Linked DNA regions of Mus musculus: regions 1, 3 and 4 are each linked to region 2. A link is a loop called in an ENCODE intact Hi-C map of the cell type or tissue named here. Cell type or tissue: heart. All regions are shown on one strand. Region 1 has its middle 7.5 kb from the start of Mtmr12. Region 2 overlaps Pdzd2 (PDZ domain containing 2). Region 3 overlaps 1700047G03Rik (RIKEN cDNA 1700047G03 gene). Region 4 overlaps Mtmr12 (myotubularin related protein 12).

Evidence for each region. Peaks named below come from ENCODE experiments on the same cell type or tissue, not always from the same donor. Only the 100,000 strongest peaks of a DNase experiment are listed, where the experiment ranks them.
Region 1: it touches region 2 in a loop (6-fold over the local background); 8 of 42 quality-filtered maps call a loop at or near these places.
Region 3: it touches region 2 in a loop (2.9-fold over the local background); 5 of 42 quality-filtered maps call a loop at or near these places.
Region 4: a loop joins it to region 2, with 2.6 times the contacts of the local background. A loop is called at or near these places in 3 of 42 quality-filtered maps.

The regions. Positions count from the first base shown.
Region 1 is chr15:12,195,054-12,200,053 of GRCm38, forward strand. It overlaps the pseudogene Gm2581. Among named protein-coding and RNA genes, the nearest start is that of Mtmr12, 7.5 kb to the right of the region's middle. In heart, a CTCF peak has its summit at 1,907 (motif pointing right); a DNase peak (open chromatin) is centred at 1,948; H3K4me3 peaks cover 851 bases; H3K27ac peaks cover 2,017 bases.
Region 2 is chr15:12,372,729-12,377,728 of GRCm38, forward strand. It overlaps Pdzd2 (PDZ domain containing 2), which reads right to left. Exons shown (of 26, transcript NM_001081064.2): 21 at 1-3,652. Among named protein-coding and RNA genes, the nearest start is that of Golph3, 54 kb to the left of the region's middle. In heart, a CTCF peak has its summit at 3,020 (motif pointing left); DNase peaks (open chromatin) are centred at 973, 1,483, 3,013, 3,453 and 1 weaker place; H3K4me3 peaks cover 1,477 bases; H3K27ac peaks cover 1,747 bases; H3K27me3 peaks cover 522 bases.
Region 3 is chr15:11,970,009-11,975,008 of GRCm38, forward strand. 1700047G03Rik (RIKEN cDNA 1700047G03 gene) reads left to right here. Exons shown (of 3, transcript NR_040447.1): 3 at 1-75. Among named protein-coding and RNA genes, the nearest start is that of 1700047G03Rik, 5.4 kb to the left of the region's middle. In heart, a CTCF peak has its summit at 2,024 (motif pointing right); DNase peaks (open chromatin) are centred at 813 and 2,053.
Region 4 is chr15:12,271,853-12,276,852 of GRCm38, forward strand. Mtmr12 (myotubularin related protein 12) reads left to right here. Exons shown (of 16, transcript NM_172958.4): 16 at 1-388. Among named protein-coding and RNA genes, the nearest start is that of Gm52210, 46 kb to the right of the region's middle. In heart, a CTCF peak has its summit at 2,693 (motif pointing right); no DNase peak of the experiment used is centred here.

The DNA of each region.
Region 1 (5,000 bases), 180 kb before region 2:
AGTCTTGAATTCTCTTGTCTTGGAATGAGTCGCAAGACATTTAAGTGGGGAGCCACAAGATTGAGTTTTTCTGGTTGCTGTCTTGTGCCAACTCTCCCTCTAGGCACGTGCACGAGAACATGCATGAGACACACACACACACACAAAGAGGGCGGGGCATTGTCTCTGTCACTTTGCCCCCACAGCTTTCCCCACGACAGAGGGGCATTTGAGAGAAGAGTGGGCCTGACCCCAGCACCTCTGTGTGGGAGTTTGTGTGGGCAGCAGAGAATTTGGAAGGGTGGCATGACTCTTTCAGTCACTTGTTTCTGTGTCTTCTGAGTTTTCTCGTGGCTCAAGTGAGCCGAGGAAAGGCTGTCAGGGAAGAGAGCTGCTGCCGGACTCTGCAAAGGAAACAGCCGCACCGCACCTACTTAAGGAAGCAACCGGAGCCAAGAGAGGATGGCTTGCCTCTACCTCAGCATGCTCCAGGCCTGTGGCACTCACAGGAACAGAGGAGAGTGACAGGGACCCCAGTCTCAGCGCAGAGCACCTTCCCTTCTTGGGGACAGACAAGTCCCTAGGTCTCCTCATGATCCATACCAGACCAGCCCTAAGTTTCCATTCAGTGGAGCTGGGAAGATGAAGAAAACATAGAAGTTAAAACTGAACTCACGTTCACTGGCTTTGTTCAGATAGCGCATTGTCTTAAATAGCTTCGGAGGTGGCCCCGACTTTCAGTGCGATTCTGAGAGGGTTGGTTTTTTTATCATGGTTGTTTACCTTTTAAAAAGTAAATTGAGAACTAAAGTATGCCCAGAAGATTTTAAGAAAATATCTCTTACTTGGGCAATGGTAATGAATCCCAGCACTCGGAAGGCAGAGGCACGCTGATCCCTGTGAGTTTGACACCAATCTGGTCTTCAAATCGAGTCCAGGACAGGCAGGGCTACACAAAGAAACACCCTGTCTCGAAAACAGAAAACAACAACAGAAGAAATAAACAATATTTTTTAGATATTCATTTACTCCTGTGTCTGCATGTGAAAAAAGGCTTTGGGAGTCTGTGTGTGTGTGTGTGTGTGTGACTGTCTCTCTGTCTCTCTCTCTCTGTCTCTGCCTCTCTCTCTCTCTCTCTCTCTCTCTCTCTCTCTCTCTCTCTCTCTCTCTCTCTCTCTCTCCCTCCCTCCCTCCCTCTCGTTTTTTTGAGACAGGACTTCTCTGTGTAGCCCTGGCTGTCCTGGAACACCAGGCTGGCCTGAAACTCAGAGATCCGCCTGCCTTTGCCTTCCCAGTGCTGGGCTCCAAGCTGCGTGCCACCACCGCTTGGCGAGGGCTATCCTTTTCTAGTCATCTCTGCTTGTTCCTTTCGTAGGAGGGAGGGTCTATCGTGGAACTCAGGGCCAGGGTTTCTTAGCGGAGTTGGAAGTATCAAGTCCCAGTGATTCTTCTGTCTCCTCTGCCGTGGTCCCTTATGTAGGTCCCAGGACACGACTCCAGTTCTCAGGATTGTGTGCCAAGCGCTCTTGACCTCTGAGCGAGCACTTGAGCTTTTGTCCTCGAGACAAGTTCTCACGTATGCCAGGTGGCCTCACACCTCGAGCTAATCAAGCTTACTCCATCACACCTGCTTTATGAGGTACTGAGAGTCACAGTCGGGACTTTGTGCCGACTGAGCTACATCCCCACACTTTGTGGCACCCCTCTTTGAAAGCTGCATTTGGAGACTGTTAAATTCTGTAATTCCTGGGGGGTGGGGGAAGCTGACCTAGGGTGAGTTTGTACTTCAAATTTCATGTGGTTGTGACACAGCAGATGTGTCTAGAGGAGGTATTGCGGGACAAAGGAAACAGGGTGAGAGCTGGGGTGGACAAAGCGACCTGGTCCAGTCTATTTGGACTTAGCATACTACTTTTTATAAACCCCGGTAGAGGGCGCAGTCTCCTCGTCCTTGAAGCGCCCACAGGTCATTGTTCTGAAGGCATCCCACCGAGTGAGTATTCAAAACACCAAGGATAGAGTTGGAGGTGCTGATCATGAAGCCCAGCAGGGCAGCGAACCGGAAGCTGAAGCAGGACGGTGGTCTGCAAGTTTGAGGCTAGCTAGTCTACATGGTACATTCCAGGCTATCCAGGTCTACATAGCAAGACCGGGTTGAAGAAAAGGAGGGGTGGGGAAGGGAAGGAGAAAGAGAGGAAGGAGGAAGAAAACAGCACAGACCAACCTTGAACTGCTCCTAGCTCACCCCTGAGAGGATGAAAGGACTCGTTCTAGATACTCGGATACTCGGACGGACTTATTCAGGAGGGTAGGTCGAGGCGCTGGCTGTGCAGCTTTGAGGTGCTTAGAAATTCAGAGAGTCTACCTCTTCCCTGGTCTCTAAAGAAGCGGTCAAGAGTTGTTGACTCTAGGAATACATTTATTGGGTCGGATGATTAGGGAACCTATGCCAAGACAGGCAGAGGCAGAAAATGGCACTGTTGTTTATTTGGTTGGTTGATTGGAGGGGGGACACTGTGTCAGGTAATCCAGACTCACTATGTAGCCAAGGGACCTTGACCCGCCTGATTTTCCTACCTAAATCTCCTACGTTAATGAGTACAAGTGTTCACAACAAGGCACTCGTTTTTTTTATTTTAATCCAAGCTATTTGAATTAGTCAATATAAGATGTCCAATATTGTGTGACAGCCACCGTTTCATCTTTTATTGTAAATAGATATTTTTTGCATACAATACATTCTGATTGTGTTTCCCTTCCAAAAACTACCTCCAGATCCTTCCCAACTCCCCAGCCACCCAAATCTACAGTCCGCTTTGCTCTCTCCAGTTAGACAGGGAACAGTGTTCTAAAAAGAAAAAGAAAAGGCTAGAGAAAAAGCTTACAAACATGAATAGGACAAAACAGATGAGTGAACAGAGAAGAAAAAGCCAGAGAAAAACCGCAGGAAACACATTCAGACACAGAGACACCCATGTGCACGCACATAAAAACACAAAATTGGAAGCTATAATAGACATGTAGGGGAATGGGGTGGGGAGCCCAGACAAAGCATTATGAGACAAAAATTAAAACAAAAATACCACTGAATTTGTTCTATGTTGGCCATCTACTGCTGGCATGAGGCCTGCCCTTAAGTGTGGTTTGTATACCCAGTGAAACTGTCATGCTTTTTTTTTTTTTTAAGTTCTTTACGTTTTTACTCTTTGTGCACAAAGACTAGCATGATCGGTTCCACTTGGTAGTCAGTTGAATCCATTCAAGGTCGCTTAGTCCAACTTAATGAAGCCTATGTCCTTCACGTACTGCCGGAAGCACTGGCGGCTCATGTTCAGCCCATATTTGAGAATCAGACCATGGCGGTTAGAGCAGACGCAGCAAGAGCGGGAACCCTGGCCGAACTTCCGTGGGTGATTCCAGTAGAGCTGCTGGTGACCCATCTTGCCTTCAGACACCCAAAGAGGGAAAAAGCTGTTATGCTTTTTGTTTGTTTGTTTTTTTGAGACAGGGTTTCTCTGTATAGCCCTGGCTGTCCTGGAGCTCACTTTGTAGACCAGGCTGGTCTCGAACTCAGAAATCCGCCTGCCTCTGCCTCCCAAGTGCTGGGATTAAAGGCGTGCGCCACCACGCCGGGCTACTGTTATGCTTTTTAAAAGGCATGTTGAAGTAGTACAATAATTTCTTAACTTAGAAAACGGTCCTCAGGGTTCAGAATTTAGAGTTAGAACAAGCTATGTACGAAATAACTCTTCAAAAACGTTTCCCAAATACAGTTTCCCTTTCTAAAAACCACCAGTGCCCTAATCCCCTTTATATCTACCAAAAAGATTCTATTCATATAGGAAGAGATAGGCCAGCAGCACTCTTCGGTTAGCCCACCACTGAAGAGGTGGACGAATCAGGGTTCCAAGTTCAAGGCCAGACTGAACCCCACACATTCACAGCCAGGCTGGGCGCACAATGTGACACTTTCTCAGAGACAGGGTCACACAGACAGCCAGAGTTTGAAGGCGGCTGTCTGACTCATGCATGGTTGCCTTTATCCACCAAACTGCATAGCTGCTACCTAAAATGTTTCCTCATTCTCTTTTTGTGGCTGCAATTTTATGGCTGCATCAAATTAAATGGCTGCCCTGTAATTTACTTGATCTACTCCTATTAGTGAGCATTTATATTTCTAACTCAATGTTACCCACATCCAAAAAAAAAAAAAATGTAGTTAGTGGACAGTTGTGGTGTAATCCCAGAACGTGGGAAGTGGAGGCATGAGGCCAGCCCTCACTCAGACTTGGATTGTTTGAGACCCTGTCTCAAACCAAGAAGAACATAATAAAATCTCAACCAAAAAATTGTAATTAGTTAGCATGCTTCGATGTCATTCGATGTCATTTCAAACATGTGGGATACATTTATTATTATTTATTTAAGACAAATTTTTAGAATTGAATTTTCTGAGACAATTTTTTAAAAGGTGTGTGTGTGTGTGTGTGTGTAGATGTCTGTGTCTGTGCATTTATTTGCATATGTGTATACAGATGCCCATGGAAGCCAAAAGAGGGTGTTGAAGTTCTTGGAGCTGGAGATGTAGGCTATTGTAAGCTGCCCAACACCATCATTGGGGAACCAAACAACAGTCCTCTGCAGGAACAGTATAAGTCTTTAGTTGCTAAGCCAAGTCTTAAACTTGTCAAGACAATTTTAAAAACAGGTTTATTTATTTATGTATATGTGTACTCTGTCACACACTTACACTCCTGCATGCCAGAAGAGGAGATCAAACCTAATAGATGGTTGTGAACCCACAGTGTGGGTGCTGGGAATTGAACTTGGTACCTCTGGAAGGACCGCCAGTGCTCTTAACCACTGAACCATCTCTCCATCCTCCTCCAGACAGTTTTTAATATGACTGTAAAGTTGGCATCTCCCTGCCTCTCACCTTCACACTCACATCCATGGCGGGTCCCCGTGCCCCTCATCCTTGGTGTGGACTTGCCTAGCCGTGTAGCACGCTGGTTAGTGTT
Region 2 (5,000 bases):
AGCTTGTCCAGGTCTGGCATGCTCAAGGCTCTCAGCTCCTGGAGCTTGGATCGGGACACTGGGGAGGGCTGGGCATGGCGGACAGAGGACTTGTTCCTCTTGATGGGTGAGGCTGGGCTCCCTGTGGAGATGGGAATACCCACGGGGACAAGTGATTTCTTTGGGTCTGGACTGTGGCCCTTGTTATTAGTCTCTGGCGGATTCTGCCTGGAGACAGTCAACGTCACGCTGGACGGGGACTTTGTCATCTGCGGGAGAAGGCTGCTGGCCTCACTCTGGTTCTCGCTGCAGGAACTCAAGCTGCGTCTCAGTGACCTTGCGGTCCCATCACTGGGTCTCCCCGAAGTGATGCTGCCAGATGACCGTCTGTTAACGGGAGGCTTGGAGCTCACGGATAAGAACGGGGATGTGGCAGACTTGGCCGCAGGCCGGTCAGAATTGGCCAGGTTCTCGAAAGACTTGATCCTTTGCTTCACAGAGAAAAACGAGGTAGATTCATGGGGCCAGCTCTGCTCACAGTAGTAGTGTCTCCTGGTGACTTTGAGTTTGTCTGGGATGAGGCCGCTTGCCTCGGGGACCGCACTGACATCCCCCACATCCACTGGTGGTGGGTTCCTAAGTGTTTCCAGTAGAGGTTTCACACTGTACACGCCCTGTTCGTTAGTCACGCCTTTGGCTGACTTCTCAGAGAGACTGCCACTCATTGCAGTGACCTGGGGGTCCTGAGGCGAGTGACTTGGGCTGGGTGGGGAAAGACCTTCTCGTCCAAAATGGCTCGAGAACTGGGCTGGCATGGAATAAGTCCTGGTGGCTGGCCTTGGTGTGAAGTAGGGGGGCTCTTCTCCGGCCAGGCCTACGGGTACGCCATTTTTGGGCACCCCGACTGAGGCTGGCATTTGGCTTGATTTGCCCTGGGAGTAATCTGGCATTTTGGAGGGCAGCTGCGGGGCGGAGGGGGAGGAGGAGGCCAGTCTGGCCATGCTGTAGGACCAACGCATTTCCTGTTCCCCCTGGGAGGCCTGGGAGGGAGGGAAGTGCGGCTGCTTTGGGGACGATTCTGCTGACTGCCTGAGTCGGACCGAACTCTTCTCCTGACAGTTGCTCTGGGTTAAGAACCCGCCCTTTCTGTCACTACCAGGTGGCTTGTCGCCACATGCATTCTTTGGCATTCTTTCAGAAGAAATCTCAATGATTTTTAGCTGGTTTGTCCTTTCCAGAGGATCACTAGCCATTTTTTCGGTTCCTTTCTCACTGATGCCCTGGGGCTGGGCTGCTTCTGTTAACACCAAGTCTACTCGGCTGTGTGTGAACTGCTTGCTCTGTCTGACCCCTGCCAAGGCTATATTGGTCCTCGATGCGGAGGGACTCACTGACCCAGAGTTAGCATGGGGCACCTTGCCCTCTGGTCCATACCTAGGGGGCCTGGAGGTGGCTGGACAGCTTGTGTCAGATTCCAGGTAGACAGCCATGTGGAACCTATTGTTTGCACCTTGCTCAGGGAGAGGCTTGGGGGAGGTCAGGGGAGAAGTAATGGTTCTAATGCTTGTGTCAGATGCGGAGGTCCTCAGCGACCCAGAGGCAGCCAGGGGTGGCTTGCTCTCTGGCACACACTGGGGAGGCTTGGAGGTGTCTCCAGCAGTGTTCTTAGGCTCCTCTTGGTCAGCTATGTGGAGCCTGTGTGACACTGCCTTAGAAAGCATTTTATGGGCAGCCTGGGGTGAAGGCAAGGACTTCCTGTGGTCGGTCCTGCCGCCCTTAGCGGGACTGGCCACAGGTGCCTCCGGACTGGCTTTGCTTTTGCTGTTCAGCCTCTTAAGCTTCGGGCTGCCCTTGGGCTTCTGACAGTTACTTAGTGTTTCCACTGGGCTTTTAGGGGATAGGTCCTTATTTTCTTGACTCTTCTGCCGGGGAGGTGGACTCTTAGGCACAGCCATTCCCTTTCTGTGGCTGGGGTTCACCGTGTTGCCTTTCGAGCCAGGACTCATAGCCAGCATTGAGGGTTGTTCCTTCTCAGATTTGCTCTGCAGATGTGCGCCTTGGCTGTCTTTATTTATGTCTTTAAACCAGGTCATGATAGGCCTCCTGGAGGTCGTTTTTGGTTTCTGTAGCAAGCCGTCCAGGTTGCCGCCCTTGGCAATGTGTAGGTTTGCCAAAACGGCCTCTCCATTCTTAGGGCCCTCGGCCCCCAGGGCATACACACTGCTCATGACATGAGAGGCATCTGCTCCTTTGTCTGGGGTTCCCTCATCCAGCAGGTCCTGTCCCAAACCATTTACCATATCTGGGTTCCTGAGCACAAATGGCGGGTTTCCACAAGGTCTGGTCGTTTGAGAAGGCTGGCTGTCTCCCACGACTGAGCCGGTGCTGCTGACCGCCAAGGTTTCCTCTGCGCACCCGGGCATGTGGCTCCGTGAAGTCTGTACGCCCGCCCAAGTCTCATGCTCCAGAGAGCTTACATCCAGGAAGGAAAATGGCTGGGAAGAGCCCGGGATGCAAGTGTTCGAGGCTCCTGTCATGAAGCAGGCTTTCTCGCAGGCGTCCCCCACCGGCTCCCTCACAGTCTGCTGTACCGAGGGAACTGCGCCGCCTGCAGCCTGGGCAGGAGCTTGGGCAGGCACTGGGGTCTCAGGACAACCACCTGGGGCACAGATTTCTATTTGCTCGTCCTCAGACTCACTGCTACCTTCCTTACGGGAGGACTCATGAGATGGAGGAGCTGGCCAGTTGTTCCTGGCCGCTGCTCGTGGATCTTCAACAAGAGACTCGGGGTCTGAAGACGAGTCTTCAGCATCGCCATACATGGACGAGGGCGAAGGTTCCGAGACGCCGTCTTCGTGGAAACTGCTAAAATTTCTGGAGTAGTTGTTCAGAAAGTTTTTGTTCCCAGCCAACTGTTTGTCAGGATGGACGGAATCCAGAACGGAAGGCTGGAAGGTCCACTGAGGGGGTGGGGGTGAGCCTGTGCCTCCGGTCTTCCCATGGTGGGAACTGCCACCCCCAGCTCCCCCTGGTGGCTGACTCTCAAAAATGTCCTGGTGAGTCCTGCAGTCTGCTCTCTGAGGAGACTGAGAAAGCCACGCCTCCGGGGCTTCCCCAATGAACTTGTCAATGTCTGTCACCGGGCTCTCTGTGCTCCCCGACAGGGTCCCATCAGTAGTCACTGGCACAGAGGGACCGGCGTGTGACAACTTTCCAGATGCTGACGCTGTTTCTTCAAGCAGAGCCCTATCTTTCAAGCTTGTAGGTACGCAGTGTCCTGGAGTTTCCAGGGCCTTGCTGGGACCCGAGGGGTCTCGGCTCCTTTCCTGACCCAGGAGGGAGGGATGAGGGATGGCCGTAGCTCGTGTCTCTCCTATGCTCATGGGGACAGCTGCTCTCCTGGTGCTGGGAGTGCTGTCCCCAGGGCCAGCCCAAGTCCTGCTGGAGTCGGGAAGAGCTGAGGCCTTCTCCCTGGGAGACAGGCTTCTCTGGCTGGCTGGCTTCATTTTAGATACGCCCTGGGACTCAGGCTCCGAGGTCCCGGGAGACACAGGCTGGCTGAGGCTCTCAGGTTGGAGGACTTGCTCGGTGACTGCAGGAGTCTCGCTGGAGTCAGGACGAACTTCCCTGCTCTTCCCTGGGGAAGGGGGATGGTCTGAGGACCCATCCCATCCTGTATAGGGTAGGGGAGAGGAAAGGGAAGTGTAAGCAAACGGGAACCCTCTAGAAGTTCTGCAAACATAAGCCATCTCAATACTGTTTCTCAGAAGTCCACAGCCTGCATCTAGACCTTTGGTTTTTTTCTCTCTCCAATTGTAGAGCGCTCAGATCTAGGAACCACCACCCTGCTTTAATGGCCTTAAAGTAACTGGGACAAGCAGAATGGACATTTAAACTTGCCCATTTCCCTCTTTGTTTGCTTTCAGATAGGAGACACCAGAAATCTTCTGCCTGGGTTTCTTTACCCAAATGTCTCTGCCGTCAGCAGTTCTGGAAAGACAGACACCGTTGGTTGTATTCCTTAGCTTTGGCCTAGACTGGGCAGAGGCTTCGTGTCTTACCTCATTCCAGCATCTATTTATCTGACTATGAGTGACTCGGACTGTACCAAGAAACAGTTCAACCTCCAAACCACAGGGAGGCTTGCTTTTTTTTTTTTTTTTTTTTTTTTGCGCTGCACAGGAGACGGAGCCGACGCTCCAGGTGGGGCCCTTGTTGGTACTGAGCTTCAGCTCGGCTTTGAAGTGACTTGTCCAAACAGGGGATCTGAAAGCCAGTTATTCCAGGAAGCCTTAACGGTAGAGGAAGCTTGAGAGGGGCTCATGAGGGACGGATTGCTCCGAGTGGGGAGGAGAACACCAGGCTGAAAGCACAGAGGCACAAAAGAGCACACAGCTCCGAGAAGCAGGGACCGTTGGAAGGGGGGCAGTTGGGGGGGGCATGGCATGTCACTCAGGGCAGGTGCTGAGAGCCGCTCTGTCCTAGGGTGTCTCCTCAGAAAGCCCAGTAGCATGCACTGCACTCTCTTGGGCTAATATCACTTTGACAAGTGACCCACAAAAGGTCTTCGTATGAGCAGTGTTACCCCAAATGTTAAGTATATGTCCTCAAAGCTTTATAATTATTAATTGGTTTTAAATACAGAGTCTTGGGGCTGGAGAGATGGCTCAGTGGTTAAGAGCACTGACTGCTTTTTCAAAGGTCCCGAGTTCAAATCCCAGCAACTACATGGTGGCTCACAACTATCTGTAATGGGATCTAATGACCTCTTTTGGTGTGTCTGAAGACAGCAACAGTGTACTCATATAAATAAAATAAATCTATTAAAATGTTTTTAAAAAAAGAGAGTGTCTTGAGTATCCCAGGCTAACCTTGAACTCACTATATACCAGAGGGCGACCTTGCGATAACCATTGAGCCATCTTACTGGCCCTGCTCACATGACACTTTGATATTGGGTTTCAGCAAGTTCAGTAAGGCAGGCCATGAACCTGCCACCATCCTATCTTGGCCTCAGGACT
Region 3 (5,000 bases), 400 kb before region 2:
TTAACTGTCATTTCATGCAAATATGTTTATGCATATATATTACTAAACATACAAATACAACCTGTTCTGTCTGCATAATGTTACATGTATATATGCTTTTCAGGGCTGACCACACGGTATTGGATAGCCAGCAGGCGTGCTCTTCCTTCTCTCGGCAACGTAGAGTAGCCTGTAGTTCTTCATGTAGGGTTGGATCTTCTTGGGCCACCCCACCCGACCACCCCAACCTCACCCAAGTTAGCATGTCTATTTGTGTCTTCTGTAACCAGCCCATGTTTAGTCAGTAGGTTGCTGAGAATTCACAAGTGTAGCCCCTGGTGTCCCTAGCTTCATCTTTTCATCACTTATCTTCCTGTATTTTCAATTATTCAGTATTTTCAATTATTTTAAGAGTTCCACACAACATATTTTTCAGTGGCAAATAATATCTAAGAACCAACACAAGTAACGGTTGGGGGTGGCCTGGTGCTGCTGTGCATTCAAATGCTAAATTCTGTACTCCAAGATCTGGCTGCCCCAAGAATTCCCACATATGCCAGCCTTTGTTGGGTAAACCTTGTTCCCCAATTTAAATCTATAGGTTAAATAAAAGTGGTAAATTCCTGGGGAGAGTAGGAGGCGGCAGGGTTTTAGTTACCAGGCAGGGATCACAGGCAGGGACCAAGAGGAGAAGGAGAAAGGGGGCGAGAGAGAGCACAGAGGAGAAAGAAGAAGGGAGAGGAGGAGAGCTCCATTAGACTCGATGGACCAGGAACACGCGCCAGAGTCAAAGGGTCTGCCAGGACAGACAGCTGGAGCAGAAATAGCCTAGAAAGACTCAAACAGCAAGTATCTGGGGAGCAGAGCTGGGGAAGTAGCCAGCCTCGCTAGAGAAGTGTAGTAGGGTGGTTTACCCCGTGACCGCACTAAAGCTAAATGAACGCCACATAATCTGAGTCTCGCTCACTTGAAAATCTAACAGGGATAGAGGACTCCTGCAAAGTTAGAGCTTGAGGAGAGACAAGTGTATTCTGGATAAAAGTTACTCAAGCTGGCTGATCCAAGATTAGAGATGACTTATGAAAATGCATGTAGCCTGACTTGTTCGTTCTACATAAAATTTTAAAATTAATACTCTGTTTGCTAAGGATGCCCTTAAAGTGTTTTCAGCTTGTGCTAAATCTACCCTGTGAGCCAATTTCTTTGCCATGCTTTTTAAAACATACGTTATCCCCATAGGTGGAAACGTCATCAATTTAATTTATAACGGATCTTTTCCCCAGGTTTGCTTTTTTTTTTTTTTTTTTTTTTTTTTTTTTTTGGACAGTCTTCCTCTTGTAGCTCAGGCTAGCCTGGAATTTACTATGTAACCCAGGCTGACCTCAAACTCAAAGTCCCACTGCCTCAGCTTCCTAAATGTCAGGGACTACAGCCATATGCCACCAAACTCAGCTAACTTAGATACATTTTAAAAAGAAACAAGTTCATTTGTTACTGTAAAGCAATATTTATATTTATGGCATTTGTTCAAAATCACATCAGAGCGTTTATAATGAAGATGTGGCCACTACACTCCAACTTTCCCATCCGTTTTATGAACAAATTGGTCAGCTTTTTCCTTGTCTTTTTTTTTTTTTTAAGATTTATTTATTGGTTATATGTAAGTACACTGTAGCTGTCTTCAGACACTCCAGAAGAGGGCGTCAGATCTCAGATTACGGATGGTCGTGAGCCACCATGTGGTTGCTGGGATTTGAACTCCGGACCTTTGGAAGAGCAGTCAGTCGGGTGCTCTTAACCACTGAGCCATCTCACCAGCCCTCCTTGTCTTTTTTTATTGAAGTTATATTAACTGAAGTGTTAAAGTTTGACAGGTTTAATAATAAAAATTATGTCTTTATTTTTTGTTTGTTTGTTTATTTGTTTTTCATCTAATATTTGTTGTGTTCTGTGCTGTGTTTTGTTCTGGTCCCGAGCTGACTGGAAATCATCTATTTCACCAGTTTGACCAGTGTGGTCACCGTTCTATCCCCTTCCTAGCCACCAGGTGGTGCTGCAGGACCGTCTCCCTGTTGCTTGCGTGCTCCTTGAGCTGCGGTAGAGCTGTCTCAAGTGTGACACAGCACGAACTTTCCAGATTTCCTTGCACGGAGCTCTCTTGAGTGTGTGATCCAAAGCCATCAAGAAACTCCCTGTACACAGTATTAATTCATAGCTCACGATACGTCTGGCTTCCTAGGCAGCCATTCATAGGCCACACCTATGTTTAAACATCTATTGGCGCTACAAAAAAAAAAAAAAAAAAAAAAAAAAAGCAAGAAGAGTCCAAATTTTCCAGTCACAAATAGAGAATCGAGTTCTGAAGAGTCCACCTGACGATCAGCAACAGTAGTTCCTCGGCCTGATGCTTTTATAAATCATCAAGACCTTTTTCAACAGACGCTTCCTCAAAGACGTCTGCACCAGACAGGGAGGAGAATGGAACCTGCCAATAGTCAAGTGTGCCACCACCTCCTGCAATAAGGCTTCCAACTGGCGCTTGGGACCAGGAGTCCCATTTCCTGCCTGTATATCTGCCCTGGCCACATTTCAGACTTCCACATTCACTGACTTCCACCTGGTTTGCTCAGGTAATCTTGCAACCAAGCTTGCGGGTTGAACATGGTAGGAACACACTCTGCCAACTGTAACCTTAAAACAAACCCTTTCTTCCTCAAGTTGCTTTTGCCAGAGTGTCTAATCACCTTAAAGGGGAAAGAACTAAGGCACTCCACAGAAATGTACTACATGGGGGGAACTTCCAGACCTGTGTTGGCGAATACTATGGTGTCAGGAGCGAGAGCCCTCAGGGAAGACAAAGATGCTCCGCCAACCCTTCCATTTGGCTACTCGCAAGCTGTATACCTCATCGTAAAGTAGTCATAAATTGAAGCCAGACATAGCAGGGCAAACCTGAACTCTCAGCACTTGGTTGACTGAGCAGGAGGCTTGTGAATGTGAAGTTACTCCGGGCCGCACAACAAATATGTCTCAAAAGAAGAAAAGGCTAGCCCAGGCAGGCATGCCACTAGAACAATCGCTGAGGGCTTGCATCTGGCAGAGAGATTGAGATCGGCCTGGGCTTTTGAACTCTCAAAGCCTACCTCTAGTAACATTATCTCCAGCAAGGCCATGCCTCCCAATCCTTCCCCAAACGCTTCAGTAACTAGACCAAGCATTCAAACCTAGGAGCCCAAGGGGGGCCATTCTCATTCAAACCACTACAGGCGGTTTTGGAAAAGTACTTTACCTCCAAACTCTTTCAGTGGAAACATGGAAGCATACATGTGTGCGTAGATATATCTACAATTTATTTTCAAACAGCAAGACAAAAAACATTGTGAATTAACGAGTGAAGAATATGTTTCCTATAACCATTTGTTCAAATTTCTCATGTACTACAAATGTACTACATGGGGGGGGTGGGGGGGGGTGGGGACGGACTTCCAGACCTGTGTTGGCGAATACTATGGTGTCAGGAGCGGGAGCCCTCAGGGAAGACAAAGATGCTCCGCCAACCCTTCCATTTGGCTACTCGCAAGCTGTATACCTCATCGTAAAGTAGTCATAAATTGAAGCCAGATTGGTTTCCTATAACCATTTGTTCAAATTTCTCATAGGTTTGGAGTTTATGAATGTAAAACCAAGCCCGAAGTAACTGAGGTGGGAAAAAGAGTCCAAGTGTCTAGTACAGTGAAGCGTAAGGGTCAGGGTTTGCCTGTCTTAACAAAGTGCTTGCCTCGCATGCACAGAGCCCCAAGCCCGAGCGGCACATAAACTACTGTGATGATGCACATCTATAAGCCCAGCACCCTGGAAGTGGAGGTGTAAGTCAGAAGTTTAAAGTCCTCCTCTACTACGTACCAAGTTCAAGACCAGACTGAGCCACATGAGACTCTGTCTCAAAAAGACACACAACACTAGTGTAATGGTCACTTTTATTTCCTCAGGTCAAGGAATGAGATGAGAGCTGTGCCCAAGCTGTGTGAAGGCACGGCTTGGGCTGAGCCCGGAGCATTTCTTTCTCTGTTCTAACTATCCCTAAGTCTCGGCATTGAAGCTTCCGGCCTCTGTACAATCTAATCTTCCAAGCTGAGTGATTCCATCCAGCTTCTCTTGGCTTTTGCCTGAATTGCTCTGCTTGGCCTCAAACCAACTTTGGCAATGTTCTAATCTTCTGGCTCCTTCTGTTTTTCACTTATGTCTACCTTGTTCTCTCTGTAATCTGACTCTAAAACTGTCATACATATTCTCTCTCTCTCTCTCCCCCTCTCTCTCTCTCTCTCTCTGCTCTTAAGTAGCCTCTCCTATGCTGTTCCTGTATGAGCTGGGTATATCCTATCTCTGACGCATTCTGTCAAATCCTTCTATGACCTGTCACTTTGTCTGCCCCTCAATTATACAGCACTTTCAAACATGGCTGTTTTCGTCTACAAACCAACCTTACCTTCATTCTTTGGAATTAAAGGTGTGTACTAAGGGCATGTCTGTAGTCCAGCCAGATCACAGACCTCGAAGGTCTTTCGATGTGATCCCTTGCCAGAGCAGCCATGTTGCTGGACTAAAAGTCAGAGGGGCCATCTGTGGTGTTACTTCCTTAGTAGAGGCATTAGGCTCACAAAACTCCCAAGGTTCTTCAGTACAGAATGGAGAAAGCTTAGCATTCCTTCTTTCGTTATCTACAGTAATACCTTAGGTCCCAGTACTGAAGGGACGGCAGCTGCTGGGATATGTCTTGCTAAGGGGAAAAGGGAGGCGTGACAATTGCTCCTGTGGGAGGTTTGAAGTTCCCAGACCAAAAGCTCCCATCTTCCTTCCAACCACAGTCGTCACTTGAACCAGTGTTTGCCCTGACAGCCAAGCCAACCCTGACCCGGTCCACAGCTGCTCTACAACCACTGGGAGAGTAATTCAAAGATGTCATAAATGTTTCTAACTCTTATTTCTATGTGATTATTTTCTCCTTTCCTTACACACCTTTA
Region 4 (5,000 bases), 100 kb before region 2:
TATATTTGAAGCCAGATTTCTATAACTTGGATTTGTGTACAGAACTTCCCGTGGGTTTATATATTGTGTATTTTTATTCAAGATTGAGATGTGGATTATGCTTAACATTAAAAGATACAATAAGACCATTTGTTTAAAACACACTGTGCAAGTTTGGAAGTGTCTGTTAATAATTTACTGTGTATAACACTTGCATTTGTTTATACCTCTATGTTTTTACACTGAAGATAAACTAGCTTTAATTAAATTTTAAAAATTTAAGGGATTAAGCTATTAGACTGAGTCAGCTTCACTGTGCAGTTTATTTTCTGGGTGTTAATGAAAGTTTATACATGTCTCACTGCATTGGAGCTGACTGCAGAGATTAAAGCACAACTTTGAAACAGCGCCATGGTTGGTGTGCACGGTCTGCTCCTAGTTTATCCTCCTCATTCGTTCAGGACTTGATAAACGTGTCCTGGGTTCTGGCAGGCCCCACAGCAGGCAGAGCCCAGGGAAGCACAAAGCTGTGCTTTCCAGGAACCCCCACACCTCCACCCTTTCCTATCCTCTGCGTATATGCATGTATGAACACTCGTGTGGTTGGCTGGTGATAGGCAACCAGCATCCAGACAAATACTCAAAATTCCAAATGATAATAAGATGCTCTGAAGAGGGTTGATGAGATAGATGGCTCAGCAGGTACAGGAACTTGCCACCAAGTCTTAGGGCCCTAGTTCAGTCCCCAGGACCCAACAGAAAGAACTGACCCCTTTAAATTGTCTTGTGACCTCCACACATACCCTCTTGTCTTGTGTCCCCACACAAAGTAAGTAAGTGTGGTTTCTAGCTATCTGAAGACAAGGTAATTGGGTGAGTGAAAGAAAGGGCTTGTGTGTCCTTGAAATGAGCTAGTGCAGCATCTTTGCCCTGAGGGGGGTCGTCTATCATAGATAGATGATGATGTCTCAGTTTGACTTCTTGCTGGAAGGGACCTGAGTTCATAAAGCAGGGAAACCAGCTTTGTTTTTCTTTCCAGATGTGAAAGGTGAGCTTGTCCTGAGCAAATGACCTAGGAGAAGAGTGTTATGTAGTTTGTTTAACACTGAGTTGGAACATGTTGCTCGTTTTGTTCTGGATTGTTTCTTTGACCTATCCCACCTGCAGATCCGGCTTCCCCTGCCTTTGCTGGTCCACACCTGGAACACCCTTCCCAGTCTGGCTAACCCCTCCTGTGTCCAGAAAGCCAGCCTTGCCTGACACTCTCCTGGAATCTTAAATAGGCTCTTGTTGCCACTCAGACTTATTTTGTAAAGACCGACTGACTTTTATATTATATGCATTTGTGTTTGCCTGCATGTGTGTTAGATATGTACCACATGTGTGCCTGTTACCTGCAGACAAAAAGAGGCCATCAGATCATATGAAACAAGTCACAGGTGGTTGTGAAACCACCATGTGAGTGCTGGGAACTAAACCCAGATCCTCTTTGAGAGCAGCAAGTGTCCTTAACCACTGAGCCGTCTCTCCAGCATCTCTCCCTCAGCCCCCTTCCCAGACTTCTTTCTTAGATATTTGTTATATTCTTGAAAGACACAGCTTTCTTATTCCCCCATCTCTCCGTCTTGTGCAATCTGTGGTCTCTCAGTTTCGTTCCTTTCTTGGTTTTGGCCAAGGGTGTGGAAAGCATTTAATGAAGGGATAAAATGGAGTGTTTCCTGTCCAGAAAGGACAATAGGAGATGGTTCCTGTTGAGAGCTAGCCCCGTGCTTCATGCTTCCTCCTGACCTTCCGTGGGACAGACTATAACCTGACTAAAGCCCATTTTCTGAGCTCCTCTGATCCGTAGTCAAAGAGGGGCTGTTCAGGGCAATGGTTACACCGTTATTATGGTCCATATTTACAGCGCCATCCTTGGGGCAGGACAGATTGGAGCCAAGCATCTGGAATCGCGTGCACATGTACACATAGGCAACACTTAAGGGCTTGTGTGTGCCGCCATTTCCTAAGAGGTTTAACTGAAATGGAGGGCACACCCTGAGCCTGGGCAATAGTAGTCCCTGAGCTGGTGGAGCCTAGGCCAAACAAAATGAGAAAGCCAGCTAAGCACCAGCCATCCCTGCTGTCTGACTGCTCACTCGTGTCCAGCCACCTGATGGGCTTGCTGCCATGGAGGACTGTACCTTCAAATTGTGAGCCAAGATAAACCATCCCTCCCCCCCTTTTGGGGGAGGAGGAGGGGAGGTACTTTGTAATAAATAGCATCGAAGACACTAATTCATAGGTCTATCAGGAATCTCCCAGCAACCCTTGCTAAAGGCCATACACCACCCTGAAAAATACTAGGATAGGGAAAGGAGAAGTGTCCTGTTTGCCTGGATTCCCATTTGCCAGAGAAGTATCCTAGTGTTTACCAGTGAAATTGAAAGCCTGACTGGCCTGGGTAATGCAGCCAGTGTTTTGCATACAATTTACATGTATTTAAATATTCAAGAGGAAAGTATCTTGTTCAATTGGTGGTTTAATGCTTTAACAACAGGCATTGGTAGCCTACTTTGTGGTTTAGATTATAGTCTTGTCTTCAGTAATTAAAGAGTATGAAGTGTATAGTTGTGGAAATTATGAGCCTTTTGGCCACTTATAAAAATAAACTTTATAGTCTTACAAAACAAAAAGCTGTTGCCTTTGAGTCCTAAGTGAAGGTATATTCAAAAACCCCTCTTCACAGCCGGGAGATGGCAGCACACAGCTTTGATCCCACCATTTAGGAGGCAGATCTCTTAAGAGTTTGAGGACAGCCTGGTCTAGCGTTCCAGGATAGCCAAGGCTACACAGAAAAACCCTATTTTGAAAACCACCACCACCACCTCCAACAAAAACCAACACCAACACCCCCCCCCCCCCAAAAAAAACCTTCACAGCAGTGTGAGCATCGTGAGTGCAGTGCTTGCTATACCCCAGCAAAACAGGCACAGTGCATGCCTTTCCTGGGTAGGGAAAGAATGCAGGCATGCCACAGCTTACCCCTCAGGAGCCTGATAGATTTTACAATTGTTTGACCAAGAGGGATGAAAGAGCCTGTGCCCAAACTGATCCAGTTTGTAGGTGAATCTGCTGAGGCTTCCAAGAATTCAGGTGAAGACAGGGCTGGATAAGAAAGGACTCAGTAGGGCTGGAGAGATGGCTCAGCCGTTAAGAGCACTGGCTGCTCTTCTGAAGGTCCTGAGTTCAAATCCCAGCAACAACATGGTGGCTCACAACCATCTGCAATGACATCTGATGTCATCTTCTGAAGATAGACAGCTACAGTGTACTTACATATAATAAATAAATAGGCTGGGCGTGGTGGCGCATGCCTTTAATCATCCCAACACTTGGGAGGCAGAGGCAGGCAAATTTCTGAGCTCTAAACCAGGGCAGCCTTGGACAACCTTGACTGGAGTTGGGGGGAGTGGGCAGGTGTTTCATTGTACTTAAATTTACATCAAAACAACAGAACACAGAGGCTTGTGATGTAACTCAGTGGTAGGATACCCCAGCTAGCACTGCAAGGCTCCTGGATTCAATCTCTGGCAAGTGAAAAGAAAGAGAAAAAGGGAAGTGGGAAAAAGTAACCAAGTGGCCATGGCTGTCTGATGGTCCGTGGTTACTTTGTGACAGTTGGAAAACTAAGCCGGGTTAAAGCTTGTGTTATTTGATAGGCATTTCCTTTGTTTCTTTTGAGACAGGGTCTCACTATGAAGCCCTCCCAGACCTGGAACTCACTATGTAGACCAGGCTGGCCTCAAACTCACAGAGATCTCCCTACCTCTGCCTCCGGAGTTCTGGCATTAAAGGCATGTACCACCATGCCTGGCTATAGGTTTTGTATTCGGGAAGTTTCTAATTTAGGAAGAAGTTTAAATCCTCCTAGAAATAATTGGAGACAAAGGAGGGGAAATACATACAGTAGTATATTGGTCATTTAAGGAAGAAGAGATGCCCCAGCCTTACCAAGCTACCTGACCCCAGAAGGATATGATGGAATTCAGAAAAGAGGAAAGTGGTCGATGTGGGTGGTCATTTGGAAGTTGAGGAAGGAATGTTGTCCCCTCCCCCAGCCCCTTTTCTCTATTCTCTTGGTCTCTCGGCTTATCTTCTGCTGTCTAGACTACAGTTCTCAACCTTTTCCTCCTCTGGTCCCCTCTTGTCATGTCCCCATATACTTTCAGTGATTCGTCTTAACATAGTCACATTTTTTGGCTTGATTTCATGTGTGTGTGTGTGTGTGTGTGTGTGTGTGTGTGTGTGTATCCATTCAAACTCTGAATTGCTATTATTCAAGGTAGAAAGCATTTTGTGCATGTGTCAAGGCTGACATTAAAGATGCTGTTTGATCTCAATCCTCATGGACAGAGGAGCCTTTTCTTAAAGTGTTCTTGGTCTCTCATCTGCCCAGTCTCCAACAGAAATTATTTTTAATATAGCAGTCAGATTTCTGGTGAAGAGAGTTCTCCGCTGGCTCTGTTTGGGGGCCCAGCTGCATGACGGATTCTGTTCCCAATGCAGGTTTCTGCACATCTTTGATTTCATAAACAGACTTTGAGAGCTATCTTTTCATATCACCAAGTCAGCCTTTCTTTTTTAGTTTTTTAAAAAAGATTTTTGAAAAACCAAAAAAAAAAAAAAAAAAGCCGGGCGTGGTGGCAATGCCTTTAATTCCAGCACTTGGGAGGCAGAGGCAGGCAGATTTCTGACTTCGAGGCCAGCGGTGTCTACAAAGTGAGTTCCAGGACAGCCAGGGCTACACAGAGAAACCCTGTCTCGAAAAACAAACAAACAAAAAAAAAACAAAAAACAAAAAAAAAAAAACTAAGAAAGATTTATTTTATGTATATGAGTACACTGTCACTCTCTTCAGAACACCAGAAGAAGACATCAGATCCCATTTCAGATGGTTGTGAGCCACCATGCAGATGCTGGGACTTGAACTCAGGACCTCAGGAAGAGCAGATAGTGCTCTTAACAGCTGAGCTATCTCT